Linked DNA regions of Homo sapiens: all the other regions are linked to region 3. The links are chromatin contacts, found by Hi-C or POLR2A ChIA-PET in ENCODE. All regions are on one chromosome and are shown on one strand. The core of a region is the stretch at or near the end of the contact, and the rest is flanking DNA. Distances in the headings are between cores, read along the strand shown. Region 1 overlaps RPTOR (regulatory associated protein of MTOR complex 1). Region 2 holds the start of GAA (alpha glucosidase). Region 3 has its middle 22 kb from the start of NPTX1.

Evidence for each region. A loop is a pair of places that touch in the nucleus more often than their neighbours do. ChIA-PET counts read pairs that join two places held with the same protein, here RNA polymerase II (POLR2A). Pooled maps may share reads with other maps.
Region 1: a loop to region 3 is called in a map of naive thymus-derived CD4-positive, alpha-beta T cell, with 2.5 times the contacts of the local background. The contact joins two enhancer-like sites. A Hi-C loop is called at or near these places in 3 of 168 maps with a recorded cell type or tissue (head of caudate nucleus, naive thymus-derived CD4-positive, alpha-beta T cell and sigmoid colon) and 7 of 50 pooled maps. POLR2A ChIA-PET finds 5 or more read pairs at or near these places in 9 of 52 experiments (AG04450, CD4-positive, alpha-beta T cell, CD8-positive, alpha-beta memory T cell and 6 more).
Region 2: a loop to region 3 is called in a map of CD4-positive, alpha-beta T cell, with 4 times the contacts of the local background. The contact joins the promoter of GAA here to the enhancer-like site in region 3. A Hi-C loop is called at or near these places in 1 of 168 maps with a recorded cell type or tissue (CD4-positive, alpha-beta T cell), 10 of 37 single-sample maps with no recorded cell type and 12 of 50 pooled maps. POLR2A ChIA-PET finds 5 or more read pairs at or near these places in 13 of 52 experiments (AG04449, AG04450, CD4-positive, alpha-beta T cell and 10 more).

Annotation. Positions count from the first base shown.
Region 1 is chr17:80,759,294-80,761,993 of GRCh38, reverse strand. The region is part of intron 6 of RPTOR (regulatory associated protein of MTOR complex 1); the gene reads right to left. Among named protein-coding and RNA genes, the nearest start is that of RPTOR, 220 kb to the right of the region's middle. RefSeq lists enhancers at 416-465, 1-960. Within about 2 kb of position 1,378, at least 12 of the 41 ENCODE cell types and tissues checked have a DNase peak (open chromatin) inside an H3K27ac peak, as active enhancers do; they include CD4-positive, alpha-beta T cell and OCI-LY7, where a contact is called at or near this core.
Region 2 is chr17:80,100,131-80,102,830 of GRCh38, reverse strand. GAA (alpha glucosidase) reads right to left here and starts at 1,250. Exons shown (of 20, transcript NM_000152.5): 1 at 941-1,250. It overlaps CCDC40 (coiled-coil domain 40 molecular ruler complex subunit), which reads right to left. Exons shown (of 20, transcript NM_017950.4): 20 at 2,218-2,700. RefSeq lists an enhancer at 644-753 and a silencer at 1,084-1,703.
Region 3 is chr17:80,453,520-80,456,219 of GRCh38, reverse strand. No RefSeq gene overlaps it. Among named protein-coding and RNA genes, the nearest start is that of NPTX1, 22 kb to the left of the region's middle. RefSeq lists silencers at 1,037-1,296, 1,557-1,766 and an enhancer at 974-1,803. Within about 2 kb of position 1,324, at least 39 of the 41 ENCODE cell types and tissues checked have a DNase peak (open chromatin) inside an H3K27ac peak, as active enhancers do; they include CD4-positive, alpha-beta T cell, CD8-positive, alpha-beta T cell and OCI-LY7, where a contact is called at or near this core.

The DNA.
Region 1 (2,700 bases), core at 129-2,628, 310 kb before region 3:
CTCTACTTGGAAACGTCATAAAGCCGTTTCTCCAGACGCAAATTCCAAATTAAACTTGCCTACGACTAAGGTCTAAGATACAGAGTGGGATACTACAAAAGAGCATTTTATTCAATAATGTGTCCCGGTTACTTCACCCTCTGGGAGGACCAGTGAGCTCCTCTCCCTTCGCACATATGCAGGAAGACAAAGTCATCGGACTGTTGTTGAAAGGAAGCGGCAAAAGACCCGAGAGCACTGAACGGGCAGAAGAAAGTGTGTTCTCTGGCAAAGCAGATGTATTTTAGAAGACTCCTTGGAGAACACATGGTTAACTCTATCATCAAAACCACAAGAATTTATGTTTCTAAAGGTAATTCTGAATGATTCTTGGTTGAGTCATCAGGAAAAAATACGAAGCAAATGTCACAGCAAATGTCTGAAATGAGACAGGCACTGCAAACCACTTAGCCTGGCCAGACAGAGCCACGCTGAGCCTCCACCCAACCTGCGCGCCAGGAAACCCATGCATCTTCCGTCTCCTGCGGGCAATGCAGGAGCGAAACTTTCCACGCTGACAAATACACGTTAATGCTCTATCATTAACATTTATAGTCCTGGAAATCCTTCAACTTAATTGAAAGAAAGGAAGTAAGTTTTTTGACCTCTATTCAATCCAAAATAATGTTTATCATTTTCATTAATAGACAATACTAGTGCATGCAGCACAGTGCAATAGACATCAATCTGTTTTATAGCAAGTCCCACAGCAAATGAAGTCCCACTGGGTTATAATTTTCAGTAGTATACAAATAGACGCGTAATAAATCTAAAATGATATTATGCCACTCAATCAAAGAAGTAGAAAACAGCCAAGGGAAAAAATATATTTTGGATTCTTACAGTGTATTGATGTATATGGTGAGTAAGATAATCATTTATGTGGAAAGTAATGTCATTGCTCATTTTGGAATTATTGAAATCAGTTTCCAAAAATGAAAAAGACAGGCAAAAATGAAAAAAAATTAGAGAACAATGTCTTCCAACAAGTTCATCATCAAATAAGATTCATAAATACGCTTGCCACCAAGTACACATGTACACATTTTGTCCAAATGAAGCAAAGCTGTATGTTGTTTACCCAGCACACCGCATTCTGTAGCAGCTGTGCCAGCATAATGAGGGCAGCGTGCTTAGAAACCGTTTCTCTTATTTACATAGTAAAGGGAGGGAGGGAGGGAATCCACCTTCCCGAGCATCGCCCTTCTCCAGGTCACCTGCAGACCGGCAGACACGCACAGCCGTCATCTGCAGCCCAATCCTAGTTCCCTTTTCTGGAGCAGGAAGTGCCAAGCTATAGCTCCTGGGCCAAATCTGGCCAACTGCCTGTTTCCTTAAAGAAAGCTTGACTGAGGCTGGGTGCGGTGGCTCGTGCCTGTAATCTCAGCACTTTGGAAGGCTGAGGCGGGCGGATCACCTGAGGTCAGGAGTTTGATGCCAGCCTGGCCAACATGGTAAAATCTCATCTCTACTAAAAATACAAAAATTAGCCAGGCGTGGTGGTGGGCACCTGTAATCCCAGCTACTCGGGAGGCTGAGGCAGGAGAATCGCTTGAACCGAGGAGGTGGAGGTTGCAGTGAGCCGAGATCACGCCACTGCACTCCAGCCTGGGCAACAGTGAGACTCGGTCTCAAAAAAAAAAAAAAGAAAAAAGAAAAAAGAAAGCTCGACTGGAACACAGCCATGCTCATTTGTTTATATATTGCCTGTGGCTCTTTCGTGCTGCAACAGCAGACTTGGGACTGTGTGGCCCGAAAAGCCTAACCCAAGTGCGTCTGCCCCTTCACAGAACCAGGTCTGCCGACTCCCATCAGAGTGCCAGGCTGAACCTTCCCACCCGCATACTCCTGGCGCCTAAATCCCAAAGCCCTACGCTCCGGCTAAATAAAACATGGAACTTCAACATAGTGAAATATAAAATGATACTTACTAAGAGTCTCTAATGATCTAGGGCAGGGAACTCTAGTATAATGCGAAGGGTTAAGGATATGAAATCGTAAATTCTGTCCACTTACATCAGTGCAAAATGTACATGCACAGAAAAAAGACCAACAGGCAATACATCAAAAAGTGAACACTAGTTGTCCTTAGATGGTAAAATCTTGGATGATTTTTTTCTACTTTTAACTTTTTAGTAATTTTCTGAAAAGAATGTATCTTTCATTTTTAATTAGAAAAATTGACTTTTCAAAATGAAAAAATAAAACTAAAACCCTAAAAACATACGTAATTACTGTCTGACAAACTATCTCACTCTTCCATTAAAAAAAAAAACCCTGGTGGTTTTTAACTTAGCTCACACAAAACTACACATTTCACTTGATAATTCTTTAATGAATATAGTCCATTACCACTCACAGGCCATAGACACCTAGCAAAATGTCATGTTCAACCTAATTTCAGCACTTCAATATGGGAGAAAGCAGTTTATTGTAAAAGAGCCGCCACCTGAGACACCGCTCAATTGTTCCAGGCAGTGGTTATCTGATGACCACTGTCTGCCACTGTGGCATATTGATTTCAAAGTCCCTCTTATGGTAACTGTATCAGTTTGTTTTTCACTGCACTTCCTACTAAATGCTTACTTTTAAAAATCTGACTATGTCCTAACTCCTACAAGGATTTCAGGGGCTACTGGGATGACACATCATGCCTTGGTA
Region 2 (2,700 bases), core at 1-2,500, 350 kb after region 3:
AAATCCCAGGTTGTCACTTGTACTTTCGATCAACTAGTTATAAATTCAGAGGTTCCCAGGACTCCCTCTTCAGGGTCACAGAACTCAGGAAAGTGCGTTTCTTACAGTTGCTGGTTTATTACAAAGGATAAAACTCAGACAGCCGTATGGAAGAGATGCGTAGGGCCTGGTGTGAGGTGGGGGCAGTGATGCTGTGCTCTCTGCTCGCACCACCCTCCAGTGCCTTGGTGTGTTCCACAACCCGGCGGGAAGCCCTCTGATCCCTGTGGTTTCTTACGGGGTTCCATTGTGCAGGCATGGTTGACTAAGCCACTGGTGATTCACTCAATCTCCAGCCCCTCACCCCTTTTCCATCCCAACCCGTCATCAGGCCTTGGTCTTTCTGGCCATCTGCTTCCATCCTGAAGCCACCTGGTGTCCCCGGTCATCAGTCACCTCATGAGCAAAAGGCTCTCTCATCACTCGGTTTCCAAGGGTTTCGGGTGCTATGTGCCAGCAACCAGGGACAAAGACCAGAGACAGTCACCCCTGGCCTGGCCTAAGGGGGTCTTTGTGATTGAGACATTCAGATTTCAGAGCTGGCCCAGGGGCCCCCTCTCAGGCCACGGTGCTCCTCACCCCAGGGATTCAGACCCAGCCATGTGCGTCCTGCAGGAGCAGGAGAGGTGGCTCGGGTCCCGGCCAGGACTGAGCACTGCGTCGATCAAAAGGGGAAAGGAAACCCTAGAAACGGGAAGATGCAGCCTCCAGCCCCAAGCCCAGCACAGGAGGGCGGCTCCCCGTTCATCTCTAAGCTGAACTCAGATAAAGACCGGGAGGACTAGAGGTCTGGGGCTCAAGCTCCGCTCAGGGGAAGAGGCTGGGGGCACGGCTAGGCACGTTCAAACCCGCTTCTGGGATGTTACCGCCGGCAGCGCGGGGCAGACGTCAGGTGTCTCACCCGCTCCGTGCCTCAGTTTCCCCGTCAGCTGCGGCACGCGCAGAGCCTCCCTCGCTGAACAACGGGCGGACGAGGAGAACCTAGAGGTGGCCGGGGTCCTTCGCGTCACCGAGGTCACTGTCCTACCTGCTGCCTCATCCCCGACCTCCACCCGCGGCCCCGGCGACAACCTCAGCTTTCCCAACTGAGAGGCCGCGCGGGCAGCCGACCGCCCCACCGACCCGGCCCGCGCTCAGGGAAGCCCCGCAGCCCCGGCCCGGCTCACCTCCGCGCACGCGCGCCCTGGCCGCCCGCGGAGACTCCGGGGTCGTGCCCGGGGGCGCGCAGAGGCGGGTCACGTGACCGGCGGGAGCTCGTCGCGGGGCGGGGCCGCGGTGGGTCACGTGACGCGGCCTCCCGCGCAGGCGCCCGAGGCAAGGGTGCGCGTCCGCGCTACGCCCCCCAGTGGCGGCTCCGGCAGAGCGGGCCTGGGCGCGTCCTCGCTCTCGGAGGGGGCCTGGGGAGCGCGTCTGGCTGCGCGTCCGGCGTCCCGCGGGGAGAGGCCCACGCGTGCTGCCCGCTGCCGGTTCCTCTGGGGTCAGAGACGGGGCGAGGCCCCCGCTGGCGCAGTCCCGGCCCGGTCCCCGTGGGGTCGGAGATGGGGCGTGGCCCCCGCTGCCCCGGCCTGGGTCCCCGCAGCTCGTAGGGCTTTGTAAGGGGCTGGCCCAGCCGCGCCTTGCGCCCAGGGATTCCTCCTGCCAACGCGTCCCGAGGGCATCATCGGAAAGGCGGCCAAAGGCGCTCAGCGCCAAGTTAGAAACAGCCAACATTTGGAAAGTCCTTAAGTGTGCTCCATAACTCACAGTTATTCCAGAAAGGAATAATCAAAACATTGTGATAACCCATAAAACTGACAATTGAGAAAACATTAAACTGACACAGGGGGAATTTTTTCATAAAATGAGAAAATGCTTACATTAAGAGGAGCACATTTTTACATGTGAGATACAAAAAACACACAGTATAACCTTAACTTGCCTAATAAAATGTATGTGCAGAAAAATACAAAAGGAGCCACACCAAAACACAGAGGTGTTGTTCCTGGGTAGGGGCATAGGGGCATTAAAAGCCCCCTTTCCAGCTTGCAGCGAGCCGAGACCGCGCCACTGCACTCCAGCCTGGGCGACAGAGCGAGACTCCGTCTCAAAAAAAAAAAAACAAAAGCCTCCCTTCCACCTCTGTTGTGGTTTCTGTATTTCTACAATGTTTTAAAATAAGTAAGGCTGACTCAGAAAGGCTTACTAGATATTCAGAAAAAAGATTTTATTCTTCTGCTGAAATGTTTGAAAGTGAAATTATTTTGTAGAGCATTTTCCCTTTAAACTGCAAAGAAGCCCCAAGGTCATTGGTACTTGGAAGTCCAGGGAGAAAGAGCGCTGGGTTAATGATGGAGAAAAGATAGGTGGGCAGACTGGGGCGTAGTCCCTTGGTGTGGACGCCCCAGCGTGCTCTTATTTCAGTGCTCACCCTGTTACGTGTGTCTGGGGCCACTGACTTTCTCCTGCAAGCTGTGGATCTGAATTTAACTCAAATGGGGACATGGGGGCAGGAAAAGGGACCTGAGAGTTCTAAGGGGTGGGGATGGGAAAACTGGTAAAGAAGGTGGTTTGTGGGTTTTCAGATGCACCTAGTAGAGGGAAGTGCTGGGGGGACCAGCCTCCCGGGCCAGGCTGGCTGGAGCTGCCTTAACTTTCCCACCTCTGCTCAGCCCACCAGCTTGT
Region 3 (2,700 bases), core at 75-2,574:
TTGAACTTCCCTTCCTCCCCTGCACTAGCAGGCCCCTCAGGCCTCATGGGGACACTCTTCCCCAACCCCCTACCTCACCCCCTCACCCCTCACCTAGAAGGAGGTCAGAAGAATTTGGTGCCATGGAAAGGAACATGGGGCATGGAGCACTTGAGGACACTCCCGGGACCCCCTCTGCAGGGGAAGGTGGAGCTCTGGGGCCAGAGGCTATGAGAGCACCAGCCAGCTCAGTGCACATTTGTCTGAGTCCGGAGTCCCAGTGCTGCTGTGAATGCGCTGAAGGGGTGAGGCAGGGATGGGGTGTTAGGGAGGAAAGAGAACTCTTTGTGAGTCACATTTCAGACGCCTCCATTCCCATTCATACATTAGGGTCTGTGGGGGACTGGGGCACATCAATATATTGTTAGAGAAAAAATGTATATGCAATATAAATGCATTAAGAAAAAAAAACACCCGAAGAAACGATTCTGACATGTTAATAGTGGTTCTATGTGGCAGTGGGATCGAGGATTTTTATACCGTACTTTCATATGTTTTCCAAATTTTCTACACCAAGCACGTGTTAGTTACGTAATTTAAAACTTATTTATTTTTAAACCAAATTCTCCAGCCAACTGTGCTTTTCCCCAGTTGCAGTAACTTTCCTTTCAGTCAGGTTTCTGGGTGAATCCAAAGAACAAGGCGGCCTCTCAAGCCCACATCATGTCACGTTCATATTTTCATTCTTCCTTCGTTGGGCCGGCTCTGCGGAGGCCGAGCGCTGGGGCTGGGGCGAGAACGGTGTCCCTGTCGTCAGGGAGTTTCCAGCTAGTGGCCTTCTCCCGCTTCTCAACCCATCCCCTCCCCTGTCCGCCGAGGTCGGGCTCTGACGGGAGCGGGCCGCCCTCCGTCTGATAGGTGCGGTCTGGGGAACTTGAGCTGCCCAGTCTCCCTCCTTCTTTCCCCTGCTGCAGACCCCAACTCTGAGCTTGGGGGACAGGGAGGCCGAAAGGGCCCTGTTAAACGCTGGGTGCTGGGAAGCCGCCCCCTCCAGGGAGCCCTCAGGACCTCAGGCCAGGGCTGGAAGCGAGAGGAGGCCGGAGCCCAGGGAAAACGGGCGACCGGGGGCGGCGCGCGTGTCAGTAAGGAGCCAGGCGGCGGGGACGGAAGCTCCGGGAGGGCGGCGGGCCGGGGCGGGTGTCAGAAGGCTCCGATTGGGCCTTCTGCGGCCCTGCTTCCCCCGCCCCCGAACCCCCCAAAAGCTGCGGGCAGCGGCAGGGCGCCTGCGACACAGGGGCGCGCCGCGCGGGACCTGAGGAAAAGCTACGGCCAAGCCCCGAGCACAGGCGCGCCGCCGCGCTGGCTCCGGGAACGCGGACGCACGGCGGGGCTGCCACAGCAACGCAGACAGGAGCGCGGCGACTGGCGGAACCGCGGAGAGGCGGGACTCAGGAGGCGTCTCGCGAGAGTTAGGCTTCGCGGGCTTCCGGCCGGTGCCGGCCGCGGGGGCCGACGGGGTTAGGCTTCCGGCGTGGGTTGTGTGGCCTCTCCCAGCTCCACGCGTTTCTGGGCGCCGGGCACTAGGCGAGCCGGCCGGGCTGGCGCGAGGCCGCAGGCGGGAAGAGTCCCCGGGGTCGGCCCCGAAGCGGCTCTGGAGGCAGTAGCCGGGGACGCCGAGGTCAGGGAGGAGGCGGATCCGAGCGCGGTCCCGCAGGGCCCTGTCCGTTCTTCCGCCTCGGCCGGTCCCGTCAGGCCGCCTTTAAATGCCCGGCGCCTCGCACCTGCTAACAAAACGAGCTCCTGCTGTTCCCCAGCTCCGTAAATGGTGCCCCTGGCCCTCCCCAGTTCTCAGGCAGAGCCTTGGCGGCCTCCCTGACCCCTAACACCCCGCATCCAGCCCGGCAGTACATCCTGTTGGCTGTGCCTTCGAAATTTCCCCAGACCTGACCTCTTCTCCCACCTCTGCCACCACCCTGCTCCGAGCCGTCTTTTCCCGCCGAGATGACTGTAGTAGCGTCTCAGCTGGGTCTCCCCGCTTCCACCTTCCCCTCCTGAGTCTCCTCAACACAGGAGCCAGAGCGATCTCGGAAAGTACAGGAGGTCATGCCCCAGTGTGGTTCCCCTTTCCTGGGTTTAAGTCAAGGTCCTCACCGTGCCTGCCGGCCTCCCGGGTCTCTGCGCGGTGGACTCTGGACCTCCCTGCCCCGTCCTGCCTCAGGGCCTTTGCACCTGCTGTTACCGCGGCCTGGAACGCTCCTCCCCTGAAACCCTGTGACTCCCACTTAGTGAGGCGACCACCTGTTGAAAACCGTGCCCCCTTCCTATACAGATGCTCCTGTCATATGGGGTTAGATTCCCCATCAACCCATCATAGGTTAAAGCATTGTAAGGCAATTTACGGTAGGTTTATCCGGATGTAACCCCATCTGTAAGCGGAGGAGTATACTGAATGTGTATGGCGTTTGTACCATGGCAAAGCCAAAATGTAAGTCAAACTCGAAGTCCAGGACGGTCTGTGGCCTGTACTCCCTTGCTTTCCCTCCCCGGCTCTTAGCGCCATCCAGCATCGTTGATAATGTAATTTGATGTGTATTGTCTGAAAGCACCAAGACGGCAGAGTTTCTCTCTTATCCAGATCACAGTGTGTGCTCAGTAAACACTAGACTGAGGGGGTGTATGAGAGGTCTTTTTTTCCTCTCTCCTTCCTCAGGAATGGGTGAA